Regions from separate parts of the Homo sapiens genome. Here region 1 is linked to region 2. Evidence: chromatin loops called from intact Hi-C (ENCODE). Cell type or tissue: mammary epithelial cell. All regions are shown on one strand. Links, peaks and the distances in the headings refer to the core of each region. The heading gives the core; the rest is flanking DNA.

Region 1 (8,365 bases), core at 332-8,331, 55 kb before region 2:
ACTCATTAAGGGAGCAAATTGCAGGGAGATTCCTGAAGAATCAGTCTCTGAGCCAGTCCAGGCACTTTAATTTTGTCTGGCCCTGGCATTATTATTGTAACTGAGTAGAAGGCCATGAGATCATAGCCTCTCCATAGCTCCCGATAGCCATCAAAGGTGACTGGCTTCTATTACTTTTGAAGTGACAACCACATTTGAAGATGGTATAGACTGACCACTGATTGTCAAAACTAGTCCAAAATAAAACCATTCATCCATACTTACTTCTGCCACATAACTTGCAGATGCCCTGCAGCAAAAATAAATTAGCTCTAAATTTTCTGTTGAGCACAGTCTTCCGATGGGGCCTCTGTGTGAATGTTCTTCAGTCATTTTGCTGAGGGCTAAGAGATGAGGGTAAGACCCTTGGGCTATAGGAGTAGCTAAAAACTGAAATATTCCCAAGGAAAGATTCTACATTAGATTCATGGATAATTAAGGCAAAACACAAATCTCATTCATTCTGGACCTAAATAACCTTTTCCTGCTAGAGAACTTTTTTTAAAAAGTTGCAGTGTTTACTGTCTGAGGAAGGCTTATAAAGGTTATGCTTCTTGCATCCAGAATGTGCAGAAATTCTACAGCTATAAATGTCTCAGCAGCAAATGGGCTGTGTGGCATGCTACAGCCACAGCCTGCTAGGTAATTTACGTTGCTCAGGGACTGTAGTTTTTCAATAGATTGAACTGTTAGTTTTCAGGAGGATTTAATGAAATATTGAACCAGATGCCACTGGTCTGCCATAGATGTGGGACTATGAGAAATGAGGAAATGTCACTCTGTAAACAGCTTGGACCTCTGTGAGTAGGGGAAAAAATTGTGTCCTTAGTGAAAGAGAATCACAACCAAGAGAAAACATGGCAGTTTGGGGGTAAATGTGTTTGTTTCTATGTCCATGTCCTGTGTTCATTTAAAATGGGAGGCTGGGTCTAGGACGGAGATCCAGAAAAATTGTCTGAATCTGGAGAAAGCTAAATAGAGGCTGAGATTTTTCCGAGTCTTTCTTGTTGTCCAGTGGTAATCCTCTGAATGGCCCTATACAGATGCTCCTGGACTTTTGATAGGATTATGGTCCAGTCAACCCATCATAAGTAAGAAATGCAGTTATTGCACCTACCCTACCCAACTTCATAGGTTAGCCTAGCCTCCCTTAAATGTGCTCAGAACACTTAGGTTAGCCTAAGTGTTGGGGAAAATCATCTAACACAAAACCTATTTTATAATAAAGTGTGGAATATCTCATTTAACTTATTGAATACTGTGCCGAAAGTGAAAAACAGAATGGTTGTATGGATACTCGAAGTACAGTTTCTACTGAATGCGGATAGCTTTAGCACCATTGTAAAGTCGGAAAATCATAAGTCAGGGACCGTCTACAATTGCTTTTGCTGTATTCTCGTTTTCAGCAATATAAAGACATACCCGATACTGAGCAGTTTACAAAAGAAAGAGGTTTAATGGACTCACAGTTCTACGTGGCTGGGGAGGCCTCACAATTATGGCGGAAGGTGAGAAAGGTGGCAAAGATACAGATAAAGCACTGTTCCTGAATAACATTTCAAGTCTTGACCTTTTTTTTTTTTTTTTTTTATAACTTTACAGACTTACCTATTCCCTGCAACTCATTCAGGGTATAGATGATCTTGTTTTATGGTCTTGCTGCAATTCATAGCCTGTTAGTAGCTGTGTCTTCAATGTACTGGGAAATTTATCTTTGTACAGGAAGGCACTGTTTCAAGACCCAGAGCTGTGTTCCTCAATAGTCCAAGGAACCTGTCTCAGAATCATCCGGGTACTTACAACAGTGCATACTTCTTTGTCATACCCCAGGCATATTGAATCAGAATGCAGGATGGAGGAATCTATACAAGTTCCCCCAGTGATAGGGATCCTCACTGATGTTTAACAACCACTGCTCCAGAGGGGTGGGCCAGCTGCCGACATTTCTTGTGTCCTAATTGTGAGGAAGGTTCTTAACCATAGAATGTTAATGTAAACACAAGAAAAAAAAAAAAGAAAAAAAAAACTTCTGCTTAACCTCAGCCCATTTGAAGCAGAAAGAAAATTGCAGGGAAACCCAAATCTGTGGTCCTGATTCTGCTGTTGCTTTAAGATCATCTCACCAGCAAACACCATGGTTTGGTCTCGAAAGGGTCCCAGATGAACTAACTCACCTGGCACTGTAATTAATTGTACCAGAGTATGATGATGCATGAAACAATGTTCACTGTGTGTATGTATGTATATCTACTTACATATACACACAAACACATATGTTTTTCTTGTGCTTATTTAAGTTTTCATCTTTCTTAATAAGGAACTGTACTCAGTTCAGGGATTAGGAGTGGTAGAGAGACATATTGATTCATTCAAAGAATACTTGAGATGACTACTTACTCAAAGCCCTAAGCTAGGTGCCGAGTATTATAGTCTAAGTGGAACCATTAACCATGTACCTAGACAATTTTAGATTGAAAATGATAAAACACCATAGGATGTGTGGGTAAAGGCTTCACAAGCTCAGAGGGAAAACTGGCTTTCAGTTGGAAGAATTTGGCAAGAAGGTGGTGGCAATTATGTTGAAATTTTCAGATATAATGGTAATGATATATATGCTGTTGGAACAAGTATTAGCATATGAATGATTATTATTTTCACAATATTTCTTAACACTTGGTAAAACCAGCAGAGCATCTATTTTGCTGTGTTAGAATCGGGCCAGGGTCAGACAAATAATATGAGTCAATTTATAAAACAAATAAAAGATTAAATATGACTTTGGAAGTAAACTCGTAACTGCCCAGTGGGTTCTTGCTGCCTGCTGCACAGATAAAACCAATTCACTGAGACTGTGGCATTGCAATAAAGAAAGAGCACAATTGACACGAGGTCGGCTATGCCATGTAGGAGACAGAGTTATTATTCAAATCAATCTCTCCAAACATTTAGAGGCTGGGGTGTTTCAAGAATAGCTTGGCAGGCCAGAGAGTCTGCTTCTGGGTAGGGCCACAGGATCTGTTGGTGGGTCTGTGTGGGGCATGGGTTGCCAGCAATGCAAAAACTTCAAAAGACATCTCAAAAGGCCAATCTTAGGATGGATGTGGTGGCTCACCCCTGTAATCCCAGCACTCTGGGAGGCCGAGGTGGGTGGATCACTTGAGGTCAGGAGTTCAAGACCAGCCTGGCCAACATGGCAAAACCCCATCTCTATTAAAAATACAGAAGTTAGCCTGTGTGGTGGTGTCGCCCATAATCCCAGCTACTCTGGAAGCTGAGGCAGGAGAATCTCTTGACCTGGGAAGCAGAGGTTGCAGTGAGCTGAGATCACGCCACTGCACTCCAGTCTGAGCAACAGAGCGAGACTCTGTCTCAAAAAAAAAAAAAAGGCCAATCTTAGATTTTACAATAGTGGTGTTATCCACAGGAGTAAAGGGAAGTTGCAAATCTTGTCACCTCCAGAATAATGGCTGGTAACCATTTTCCTTTACACTTTAGCAGAATTCTGGCTCTTCATCCCCCTAACCTGGTGGTCTTTCATTAGCTTTACAAAGGTGGTTTAGTTTTGGGGAAGGGTTATTATCATTTAAACTATAAAAGAAATGTCTCCCAAAGTTAGCTTGGCCTAAGTCTAGGAATAATTAAGGACAGTTTACAGCTTAAAGGCAATATGGGGGTTGGTTAGCTAAGATCTCTTTCACTGTCATAGTTTCCTCACTGTTATAATTTTTGCAAAGGCAGTTTAAAACCAAAAGATCAGAGCAAAGACATATGGGTTTGAGGTTTTACAATGTAAGAATTGTAATATATTATAGTTGATTTGATGAAAGAATTATCAACCAAGCAGTATAAGCACAATACTGACCAAGTGTGGAGGATTATTGAGCTCAGAAATAGTCATGCAGTAAGAGGCGAGGGAAATCTATAGGGAAAGTGCAATTTGCTGTCTCTTATTAAAATAAAAATATGCCTTGCTACCTGAGTAAGAATGCACATACTTTTTTTAAAAAAAATCTTTGTCATATGACTGCCTATTACTGTTTGAATCATAACCTCCATTGCTGCTTTCATTCAAAAGAAGCCATTAAATTCACAGACTTCCTGCATGTGCCCAGTGTGTGAAAGCTTTAATTAAATCTACAAGTAGAGCCTTAAAAGAACAAGAATCAAATTAATTGCAACATGGTCCACGCATTTGTCTCTCTGACAGTCCCTGTGCTTTGGAGAAAAGGCAATCTGTGCACTCTTATCTGAATTAGTAAACTCAATATCACTTTCCATTAGCATGGCCAGTTGCTGCCATGTGTCTTCTGGCTGACACTGTTTACATGCTAATGCCCTCACAAATAGAGTCTGTTCCAACTGGTTTGCTATAGGATTCTGGAGCACTAAATCCAGGAGGTGGAATATGCTGTCTTCTGCTTTCTGCATCACTGGCTTTTGTGAGTTCTCTAGATTGAGCTTCGTAATTAGACTGCAGACTAATTAAGGAAAATTCACCACATGCAAATAGAGCAAAAGGATTTGCTGCTAATTATGGTTCTTATGCCATAGTCAAGACAAATTAATTTGTAATATTATTATTCAACTTTTTGGTGGCCTGCAATAGTGTAAAATAAGGAAGTGATGTTTGTGCTTAAGGAAGACTTCTACAACTGGAGTGAATAAATATTCACCCCATGAGGAAATTAGAGGTAAAATCTGTATATTTGAGGTTTTAGACAAAAAAGACTCCACAATTCCTATATAAGCTTCAGTGTATAATTACTTTGTTTTTATTTTTGTTTTATATCCAGAAGGTACTGTTTCTTAATATGTCAATGCTATAATATAATCACACCGGCAATCTAGAAATACCTACTTCCCAACTTTCAGCATTTAAATGGGAGTTTAATTCAACAGTGTATGATTTTCTTGTTTTTAAAGGCTTCACCTATGAATCCCTTAGGCCAAATGTTTAAAGCTAATGAACTGTAGCTCGTTATATTCTGCTTATATGAGGGAAATAGCCTGAAGCAGGGTGGCCTGGCTTAGTGTGCTGAGTCCAGTAGGCATCTTGAAGGTAATTTCGTTGGTTGCACATAGTTTAGAATTATAACAAGGATTTCTGCCTTGAAACATTACGTATTTTAGCGTGAGAATTGTCTCACCGGCAGAGAATTAGGTTTTCTTGCTGAAAATGTAAAGCAGATTTATTTATGAACTGTCTGCCCCATGCTGCTGTTTTCTGACTTGCTTCTCATTCCTTAGACGCTGAAGCCTAAAGAACAAGCATGTGCTCTTCTTATGACTAAAAAGTGGTTCAGAAAGCAGCATTTTAAGAGTTAAAGGCTTTGCATTGCTAACTGAGAGAAGCAGTATTCACAAAGTATTAAAAATTAAAGATTTAGTCCATCTAATGTCAAATTGGGAAATTTAAAAATTTATGAGCTTATATTGTTAATAGTTTCCTGAGGGAAAATTCATCCAGTATTTGGAGCGATTAATGAATTGCTTGTTGTATGGCAGTATAATAGAGAGAGAGAGAGAGAGAGAGAGTACAGTTAGACATAATATCGAAGTTATTTTTGGAAACAAGCTAACAAAGAAGGCTGTGTAATCTCTATCTACTGCAATCTCAAAAAATAGGCCGAATAGCCATCTATTGCCAGTGATTTCAGAGGGATGTGCCTGAAGGCAGGGAGTTGGATCTGGTGACTTCTTAAGTCCTTTCCACATCTCTCATTCCCTTAATTATTCATCAAATATAAACACAGACAATGTGATTTTCTTTATTCACAATGTCCCTGTGTGAAAAAATATATGTATACATATGTAGGATTCAGTACTCCTTTTATAGAACATTGCTGTCAACTATTAAGCTTAACCCAAAAGAAAGTTCTCTGTTAATAAGAGAACCAAAGTGCACATCATCCCCAACAGGATGGCAATTTATGATGTATTTTGATCGTCCACATGACTTGCAGGAGAGTCTGGAAGAAAGGTCATGGGAAGATTAACTGCAGGCGCACCCGGTTGGTACTGAAGCAGGATTTTGCTCTGATTAGCAAAGCACTGAAGGCCAGTCAGGGAAAAAGATCAAGGTCAGTGACCTTCCAGAAGGGAAGTCAACCTCGGCAATAATAAAGGCTGCCACTCTGTCAGGACTCCAGTCTCATGCAGAGTTGGTGACTAATATCCTTCACTCTAGCTTGAAAGCCCTGTTGACAGTTTAGTTCTAATTATTTGTGGATCAGATTGAGCAGAAATACATCTGCTTCTTTTCTATCTTGTCTTTTGACCCTCCTTTTTTCTGCCCTTTTAAAAAATGTGCACTGATTTCTCAATTATGTTTTTACTTTTTTCATATTTCTTCTGTCAACCCCATTTTCTCCTGCCTTTCTGAGGGGATGTGTTTTCTTATTACTTGTTCAAATACTGATGCCTTTTGGAAAAAGCTAAATGACTTAAGTATTTTTTAACCTTTATAAAAGTATGAGAAGCATATTCTTAGAATCACAGTGTACACTTTCTCAGCCAACCATTCAACCAATAAAGTAAGTAGTTTCTTTAGTAATTCTTTGCAGTTTCCACACCTCTTTGTTTATTCATTCAACACATTTTTTGAGAACCTACTGTTAAAATAAAAACTTTAGACAAATTAAATTTAGCAGAGTTTAATTGAGCAAAGAATGATTCACAAATCTGGCAGCCCTCAGAACCAGAAGAGGTTCACAGAGTTCCCCTTCACAATGCGAGACAGAAGGCAGGTACAGAAAGGCTGGGCTGGTTACAGCAGTGTTTCCCTTATTTGAAAGTGATCTGATTAGTTGGTTCCTGTGATTGACGGAAGCTCAGCTGCTGTGATTGGCTAAGGCTTGTTATACTTGTTACAAAAGTATACTCCTCTTAGCAGCAGCAAATCAGTAAGTGTTGGGAGCAACCTCAATTCTTGCCTCCTCAGAAGAAAGAATTCAACCCAGGGGCATAAGGCTGAGTGAGAGAATGAGGCAAGTTTTAGAGCAGGAATGAAAGTTTATTGAAAAGCTTTGGAGCAGGGAGGAAAGTAAATAGAGTACATTTGGAAAAGGGCCAAGTAGGCAACTTGAGAGGGTCAAGTGCACGGTTTGACCTTAGATCTGGGGTTGTACATATTGGCATGCTTCCAGGGTCTTGTGTCTCTTCTCCCCTGATTCTTCCCTTGGGATGAGCTGTTTGTATGCACAGTGGCCTACCAGCACTGGGGAGGGGCTGTATTCACAGTGTGTTTACTGGAGTTGTGCACATGCTCACTTAAGACATTTTTCCCTTAGCAGTTGAACAATTCTAGAAGGTCATATACCAGTTAAACTCTGCCACTTTGCCTCTTAGTGTGCATGCTTGAGCCCACTTGCCCCACTCCTGAGATCTTATTGGGAAGCTGCTGATCACCAGTTTCAGATGTTGGGTGCATGGAGTTGCTAGCCGATTCTAGTATGTGCCTAGAATTAGAATATTAATCCAAATTTTTACATTACCCACCCTCTCGTTTCTTCTGAGCTATAGCCAGAGATCATTGGTTTGTTCACAGGAATAAGCAAGGTTAGTCTAAATTGCAGACAAAAACTCAAAAAGAACTGATGAGACTAGAATCTTTTAACAGGTTTGCCGTCATTCTTGAAACACAATTTTTCTCCCTCCAATCTCCATTTTCATTAAAAACAAATCATGATAGGACTGATTTGTTTGCAAAATAAGCTTTAGTCTTGTTATACTTGGCCTGATTATTTGCATAAATCACAGCAAGAATAATTATTTGCCACATAGGCTCCTTTTAAAATTGGCTTTGATGGGCTGGGCACGGTGGCTCATGCCTGTAGTCTCAGCACTTTGGGAGGCCGAGGCAGGTGGATGAACTGAGGTCAGGAGTTTGAGACCAGCCTGGCCAACATGGTGAAACCTCGTCTCTACTAAAAATACAAAAAAAACTAGCTGGGCATGGTGGTATGTGCCTGTAATCCCAGCTACTCGGGAAGCTAAGACAGGAGAATCACTAGAACCTGGGAGGTGGAGGTTGCAGTGAGCCAAGATCGCATCACTGCCCTCCAGCCTGGGCAACAGATCAAGACTCCGTCTCAAAAATAATAATAATAATAAAATAAAAAATAAATTTGGCTTTGATGGAACTTTGTTCCATTAGGATCTCAGATAAAATGTTTTAAAGCCATAAGCCTAGCTGTGGGTTTGTACCATCAAATACCTGTATGAGTTGGGTACATTCCTCACCTCTTAAGGTCCCAAGATAACTTGGTGCTCCTAGGCCTGTGAGAAAGTGATATTCTTTACTTACCACAGGTCAGGAACACTGTAC
Region 2 (8,365 bases), core at 142-8,141:
AATTTCAAACAAGCTATAGATTAGGAGAAAACATTTCTAATACTTATATGTCAAAGTATCAGTAGCCTAAATATAATGAATTTGTAGACATCAACAAACAATAACAACCCAATAGAAAAAGGGATATAATATATAAACAGACAACTACAGAGTAGGAATATAGGCTGAATAACATTTGAAAAGATGTGAAACCTCACATATAATCAAGTATATGCAAATCAACAAATTATAAGATGCCATCTTTTCACCCATCAGATTGAGGAACGTTTCTGTAACAGATAGCAAATGTTGGCAAATGTGTGGTTAAAAAAAAAATGCATCACTCCGTTAACATAACACAACTTTGGTGATGCTTTTGAGACTTCATTTTAATTTTTGAAAAAGCAATCCCTTCTGTTCCCCATCATTCCCACCTAGCCCCCAATATCCCCCCCACACACATACATACAAACACAAATAAATAGCATGTAAAGGCCAAATCGTTTGCTTTCTACATTCTTATTAACAAGTAAGAACCTTTCACTACCAGTATACTCAAGTTCTGCAATATAGCTAGTTCATCTTGAGATCTATATCTGTGAAACAAGAAATTCAGAATCAGATCTAAAGATTTTTAAAGTGTGATTTTTATATTTTTCCTAGGAGAAAAAGGCATTTTTTACAATAAAGTGACAGTTGTTTAGGATAAATTAATAAGAAAATGTAGGCCCTTGTTGGGAAGAATTGTTGATAGATGGGTGTTTTAGAAAAGCCAAATGGTTAGTCAAATGACCACAGAAATGCCTGTAGGAAATAAAATATTAAAATTCTGAACACTGTTTGATTATATGCCTTGTATTAGTTTCCTGTTCCTGCTGTAAATAAATTCCTACAAACCTAGTGGCTTAAAGCAAAATAATTATCTTATAGTTGAGTAGGTTAGAAGTCTGACACAGGTTTTGCTTGGCTAAAGTCAAGGTGTCAGCAGGGCTGTGTTCCTTTCTGGGACTCTAAGAGAGAATTCATTTCCTGGCCTTTTTTCCACTTCTGGAGACTACCCGCATTCCTTGGCTTGTGGCCCCTTCCTCATCTCCAAAGGCAGGAAGGGTGGGTTGAGTGCTCCTCACACCCATCATTCTGACCTGCTGTTTTGCCTCTTAAGGTGTCATGTGATAACACTGGCCCACTTGGATAATTTAGGATAATCTTCCTTTTTTAAAGTTAGCTTATTAGCAACCTCAATTCCAACCACAGCTTTAATTTCATTTTGCCAAGTAATGTACCAGATTGGTGCAAAAGTAATTGCGACTTTTGTCGTTACTTTTAATGGCAAAACCACAATTACTTATGCACCAACCTAATAAAATATATTCACAGGTTTCGAGATTAGTAGGTGGATGCCTTCAGGAGACCATTCTGCCCAGTGAATGGGATCTGGGCCCTCCAAAAAGAGACATCCTTTTCTGGGTTATCATTCATGCACCTGAAGCAACCTCTTTTAGTTACTGCTTTCCATGCCAGTTGCCAGGGCTCCTGAACAAACAGGAAGTATTTACTCACACATAAATTAATCAGCATCTATGTTTTTAACTTGGAATAGAAAGGTTTTTTAAAAAAAATTTTCATCCTTTGTGTTTATGAGATGCTTGGATACTTAATTCTGCACATCCAAGGGATCACTTGGATTTTATGAAGTCAGTGCTTAAAGTGGGATCCAGAATATGCAATTTTATCAGGCCCCCATTGTCCTATGTGCAGACATCAGTGGCTTGCCTTGTTTCTATTACATAGAGACATTCCAGAATTTTTTAGCGAGTTTAACAAACATCATCAAGAGGAAAGTGGAGGTAGTGTTCCAATATGACATGCATTAAAAATTCTTCTCTTTCTCACTTATATTTATAGTCTGATAGAGGATCAACAGTATACCAATTTAATCTTGCTGCAGAGTGACATTTTTGAAACCATTAAATTTCCAGATAATGTGCACATGTGGAATTCAGCAGCATAAGCCAGCTGTGAGTGGGGACCCACTATCACTAATGTCACTTGATTCCCATCTTGCTTGACTATGGATTGTACCAGTTTCATATTTCTTGCACTGTCACCGGTTCCAGCCCCTCTGGATTCATATTGCTGTGATGTGAGAAATAAAACTAAACAAAATATTACTAAGGATGACAGATACTACATCTATTATTTTTATGGCTGACTTATTTCAGTGTTTAAAAATCTTCGGTTGGTTTGGGGAATGGCGTTAGGCGCTCACGTGAGCTGTGGGTTACTCCCAAGTGGAGGGTGTTGTTTCAGGAGGGATCTATTTGCAGGTGGATATTGGAGGGCAGAATGCCTCTTATGTGCAGGTCTTGCCACACTGTGTGTTCAGAGGAGCCCAGCTGAAGACACGGTGGAACTGATCTGTATGGGGCACTCCTGCTCCAGGCCCAGGGACTGATAGAAAATGAGAGGGAAAGGAGGAAACAGAGCTCACAAGTTTTTCCTTGGTGGGAACGATATCTAAGGGACTTAGGGAAGGTGCCCCAGCCAGATATATAATGAGAGACAGTGATGATTAAGTGCATTTCAAGATCGACCCAAAGGCTTTTTTCCAGGGCTGTTATATTGTCATATGAATAACATTAAATTCAAGTTATAAATGAAGTTGTTTTAAAATATGTGTATATGTGTGTGTATATGTATTTATATTCCTCTTTATCATTTAGAAAAAATCAGAAATAGGCTGGGTGTGGTGGCTCACACCTGTAATCCCAGCACTTTGGGAGGCGAGGCAGGTGGATCACGAGGTCAGGAGATCGATACCATCCTGGCCAACATGGTGAAACCCAAACTCTACTAAAAAAAAAAAAAAAAAATACAAAAATTAGCCAGGTGTGGTGGCATACGCCTGTAGTCCCAGCTACTTGGGAGGCTGAGGCAGGAGAATCGCTTGAACCTGGGAGGTGGAGGTTGCAGTGAGCCGAGATCACACCACCGCACTCCAGCCTGGCGACACAGCAAGACTCCGTCTCAAAAGAAAAGAAAAAGAAAAAGAAAAATTCAGAAATTAAAATATATATACCTATGAAGTGGTTAGGTGTTTTCAACTTCCAAGGTCTTTTTCTTTCAACAACTTGAAAAGTGGTAGACCATAGGATCAAGCCATGAAATGTGAGAGTCGTCACCAAGCCCTGAGCTGGAACCTTCAGGATCATTAGACATGCATCAGTCAGTGTCCGTCTGTCTGTCTGTCATGCCTCTCTCTTATGCACGATTATGTTTATCATATATTTTTTATGATCAGGAAGTAAGGTATTAAGATTAATCAGACAAGCAGAATAAGAACAAACAAATGTTTGGTGAGCGCCTACCACATGCCAGGCACTTTCTAACAGGAGATGTTAGAACAGAAGAGGCATAAAGCCCTGTCCTCACCCAGCTGGCACGTGATGTTTGCCCAGGAGCATAGTAAAATACCTGTTGGCTAAGAACAAAAACAGTGGCTTCCAAGTACGTAAGGATAATGCTTACTAACCAGAGATTCTTTTGAAATTAAAGAGTAGGAAAATGTTTCCTTTTGATCCATTGAACACTCTACAGTTAGAAAACTTTAGGTACTCGTGCCCTCTCCAGAAAGCAGCAGGCTCTTTTCTTAATTTTTTAGTTCTGAAAATAAAAATTATTTAACATATAAGGATATTGGGTGTATTTTTTATCTCACATGTTGGTTTAGCATATGATTCCTTGAATTTTGTTGCCATAAATAACATCATCATGATTCTTTTGTTTATTGTAATTTAATTATCATCTCAGAGTCATGCAAGACATTTGTGTCATGGTTTTGAGGTGATCATAGATACATGTAATTTCAACTTGTTTTAAAAGAAAGCCAATCTTTTCCAAATATTTGATTTTCAACTTGTAAGTTTGAGAAAGACTAATTTTTATTATATTTGTATAATATGACTATTATTTGAACCTCTTCAACATGAAGTACACATGGTTATATATATATGTGTGTATACACACATGTACCAAGAGATCCTGACAGTTACTTGCTGAAGAGATCCACACACCTCTTTGCTTCTTTTGCTCTGGTGCAAGTTCATTTGCAGACACCTTTCCTCACCAGTGACTCATCGTGTGGTGTTGTTACCACTAGGTCATCTGAAATAAAGTTGTAGCCTAAAGCGATATGTGAATAAAACCCATACCCGTTTCTCACTTGGTGAGGTAGGAAGATACATATCCAAGTCCTTCTGTCTGGTTTCTTTTTAGCCTATCAGCCTTTCTAAGAGTCCTTCAGTCTGTCATTTGATATAACCCCATGGTGTAAAGAGGTGAACTCTACAACAGAGGCCCAACAAAGATAAAAACCCTGACTTGTCTTAAAAAAAACTGTTTTTTTGTGATAAATGTATGTCTGTTAACTAGTGAATGAAGAACAGAGAGTGGCTGGGTAGGTAGTGTGTGCCATAGTTTGTTGTCTCTAGAGTGGGCTTCTTAAGTGATGATACAGTTAGCGATGTTAGAAGAACACTTTCACCTCAGTCAACAGCTATAAAGTCCAAGCTGGGAACTTTATGGACAGTGTCCAGACATAAGCAACCATAAGTGTAGCTAGTGATGCCAATAGATTCCAGATTCCCAGGATCATTTTATCTCAACATGGGAAAATAATGCCAGATGTCTAAAGTTCTCTAGCCATGTGGCCATGGACAGCTTAGCACCACTGTGCCTCAGTTTCCTTCTCTGGAAGATAGGGATAATAATGGCAGTTTCCTCATTGGGCTTTTGTAAGAGTTAAACGAATTAATGAACATAAAGTGCCTGGCATGGCTAATCTGAAGCCCTACATAAATTTTTGTAATTACTATTTTCATGTTGTATTTCTGTCAACTGTTGCAGTGCTGGTTCTTTTGAATTGGAATAATTAAATATCAGACCACTATGTTTCTTTCTTAAAATTTTACCTTTAAATGCAACAGGATCTGCTAATTCTTACAGATCCATCTTTAATGTGACAACCTCTTATTCATTCTGGTTTATTTAAGTGGATCTTGTAATTTGGTATAATATATGCATTGTTTGACTAAACCAATAATAATTTCATCCCTTCTTTAATAAAAAATAAACACTTATTCTTGTTACCAGCTCCTACTGCAGCCCTTAATTAAGTCTAAGCACACACGTAATTGTAGATGCCAGGACCAAAGAGCCATTTACCCTTTCATTCTTAGTTTATATGTGATTTACCTTTCCATGAGTTTTGCTATCCCTGTAGTATTTGAAAAACACCTTTTCTGTGGCCAACAGTGATCTTTGGCTCAGTGCTAATAAGCATTTCCCCAGTGACAATCTGTTGACATAACCTAGCATGGCAGGGTCTATCACAGAGGGTGGGGGTAATCAGGCTCTGGGGAACCATGGCCTGTGACCTTGAATGGCAATAGACCAGGACTGGGAGGAGCATCCATATTGAATCCACTGATACCCATGGCAGACGGGCCCATCCATCCTGCTCCTCTCCCAATTGCCACTCAGTCCAGTTTCAGAGCGGGAAACTGGAGGAGGAGTGATTTCTTCTTCCTTCCAGCCAGGTGGCAATTTGTTCTCCTAGTTGGCAGCAATTTGTCCTGCAGCTCTCCCATAGGACACATTACTGAAGAGTTCATTCTTCACCATGGTTTCTTTATCGGTTGTGATTCATACCCATCATAAACATAATAACTTGCCAAGAGGTTTTTCTTCCATTTCCCTTATTTCCATTTCATACTTTTAAACATTTTTACTGTAGAAAAGAAATACTCAGGAAATAGTAGAGTATAATAACCATTCCTTTAATTTGAATTCAGCGCGCATTTCTCTCCTGTCCTACCTTTATTCTACTTTACAGTTTTTGAGCTATGACAGTTTTTCTCCCTCCAATTATTTTTCTAAACAGTATTGCAATGTTTAATAAACTATTTTTAGAGCAGTTTTTGTTTCACCACATAAGTGAGCAGAAAATACGGAGTTCCCATATAGTTCTAACACCCCCCTGCCAACACACACACACAGTATCCTCATTTATCATAATCCGTGAGGCTCTATTGCCACATCATTATCACCAAAGGCTGTAGTTCACATCAGGGTTCATTCTTCATAATGCACCTACTATGGGTTTGACAACTCTATAATGACAGGCATCCTTCATTATAGTATCATATAAATAAGATCACAGCCTAGAACCTCCTCTGTGCTCTGCCTGTTTATCCCTCCCTTTCCGTTAACCTTTGACAATCACTAATCCTTTTACTGTCTTCATAGTCTTGCCTCTTCCAGAGTGTTATGTAGTTGGAATAATAAAATATTAGGTCAGTGCAAAAGCAATTGCATTTTTTGCCATTATGTAGCCTTTCAGATTGACATCTTTCACTTAGTGACACACGTTTAAGTTTCCTCCATGCCTGTTCATGGCTTCATAGCTTATTCCTTTGTAACACTGAACAATATTCCATTGTCTAAATGTACCACAGTTTAGCCATTCACCTATTGAAGGACAGCTTGGTTTCTTCCAAATTGTCAGTTATGGATAAAGCTATATGAACATCTCTATGGAGGTTTTGTGTGAGCATAAGTTTTCAAATCCTTTGGGTAAATAGCAAGGAGCATAACTGCTGGATCATATGGGAAGAATATGTTAATGTTGTAGGAAACTGACAAACTGTTTTTCTTTTTTTTGAGATGGAGTCTCACTCTGTCACCCAGTGACAGTGCAGTGGTACGATCTTGGCTCACTGCAATGTCCGCCTCCCAGGCTCAAGCCATTCTCCTGCCTCAGCCTCCTAAGTAGCAAGTACCAGAGATGGGGTTTCACCATGTTGGCAAGGCTGGTCTCAAACTCCTGACCTCAAATGATCCACCCACTTTTGTGAAGCTCCCCACGACCCTATATTGGACTGAACAAAAGAGGACGAACGTGGGAATAGAAGACAAAGACAAAAGAGTATATTTGGAAGAAGGGGTCAGGGGGCACCTTGCTTCTAGTGAACAAGGGCCCTGAGCTGTACACAGCCTTCCATATTTATTAGGCAAAAGAGATAGCAAGGAGGGGGGTGGTGGTTGTCAGGTAATTGTCAGTCGGCCATTTGGTTCACAGCAGGCTTGTGAGACTGCATTCCTGGAACAATGGGTACTAGATGTCTCAGGAGATAACTTCAAGGAGTCCCGCACCAGGAAGTGATGGTCCTCAGCAAACCTTTTGGCGACAGGAGCAGTTTGAGTTTGCCCACATCCTGCATTCATGATAAACAGTTTGCTGTTTGATCATATAGCCTCCAGTGGAATGCTGAGCTAGTCACAATCCCTTTGCCGGCACACTACACACCTTGGCCTCCCAGAGTGCTGGGATTACAGGCGTAAGCCACTGTGCCTGGCCCAAACTGTTTTTCAAAGTGGCTATGTCCTTTTGCATTCCTATCAACAATGAATGAGGAGTCTTGTTGCTCTATATTCTTACCAGCAGTTGGTGATGTCAGTGTTTTTTAGATTTTGGCCTTATAACAGATGTGTGGTGGTATCTTGTTGTTCTGATTTGCATTTTCCTTATAACATATGGTGCAGAGCATCTTTTTATATGCTCGTTTGCTATGTGTACATCTTTGGTGAGGCATCAAGGTCTCTGGCCCATTTTTTAATCCCATTGTTTGTGTTCTTATTGTTCAGTTTTAAGAGTTATTTGAACATTATGGATACCAGTTCATTACCAGGTATGTCTTTTACAAATATTTTCTCCAAGTTTATGGCTTCTTTCTTGACAGTGTCTTTCACAGAGCAGGAATTTTTATTGGAAAGATGTCTATCTTATCATTTTTTTTCATGGATTATCCCTTTAATATTTTAACTGAAAAGTCATTGCCATATCCAAGGTCATCTAGATTTTCTCCTATGTTATCTTCTAGGAGTTTCATAGTTTTGCATTTTACATTTAGGTCTATAATCCATTTTGAGTTAATTTTTGTGAAGGGTGTAAGGCCTGTGTCTAGATTCATTTTTCTGCATGTGGATGTCTAGTTGTTCCACCACCATTTGTTGTCCATTGTAGTACCCTTGCTTCTTTGCCAGTTGATCGTATTTATGTAGGTTTCTTTCTGTTCTCTCTCTTCTGTCCTAGTGATCTGTTTGTCTCTTATTTCACCAATACCACACTGTCTTGATTACTGTAGCTTTATAGTAAGTCTGGAAGTCAGGTAGTATCAATCTTCCAACTTTTTTCTAATCAGTATTGTGTTGGCTATTCTGGGTCTTTTGCCTCTCCATATAGAATCAGTTTGTTATTAACCCTAAATAAGTTTCTAGGATTTTGATTAGGATTGCACTGAATCTATAGATCAATTTGGGAAGAATT

The links. Hi-C counts contacts between places; a loop is a spot of excess contacts. Peaks named below come from ENCODE experiments on the same cell type or tissue, not always from the same donor. Only the 100,000 strongest peaks of a DNase experiment are listed, where the experiment ranks them.
Region 1: it touches region 2 in a loop (4-fold over the local background); 5 of 110 quality-filtered maps call a loop at or near these places.

Annotation. Positions count from the first base shown.
Region 1 is chr18:8,170,656-8,179,020 of GRCh38, forward strand. All of the region lies in intron 14 of PTPRM (protein tyrosine phosphatase receptor type M), which reads left to right. Among named protein-coding and RNA genes, the nearest start is that of RAB12, 430 kb to the right of the region's middle. In mammary epithelial cell, for the core only: no CTCF peak of the experiment used is centred there; no DNase peak of the experiment used is centred there.
Region 2 is chr18:8,225,844-8,234,208 of GRCh38, forward strand. The region is part of intron 14 of PTPRM (protein tyrosine phosphatase receptor type M); the gene reads left to right. Among named protein-coding and RNA genes, the nearest start is that of RAB12, 380 kb to the right of the region's middle. RefSeq lists an enhancer at 6,783-7,605. In mammary epithelial cell, for the core only: no CTCF peak of the experiment used is centred there; a DNase peak (open chromatin) is centred at 4,158.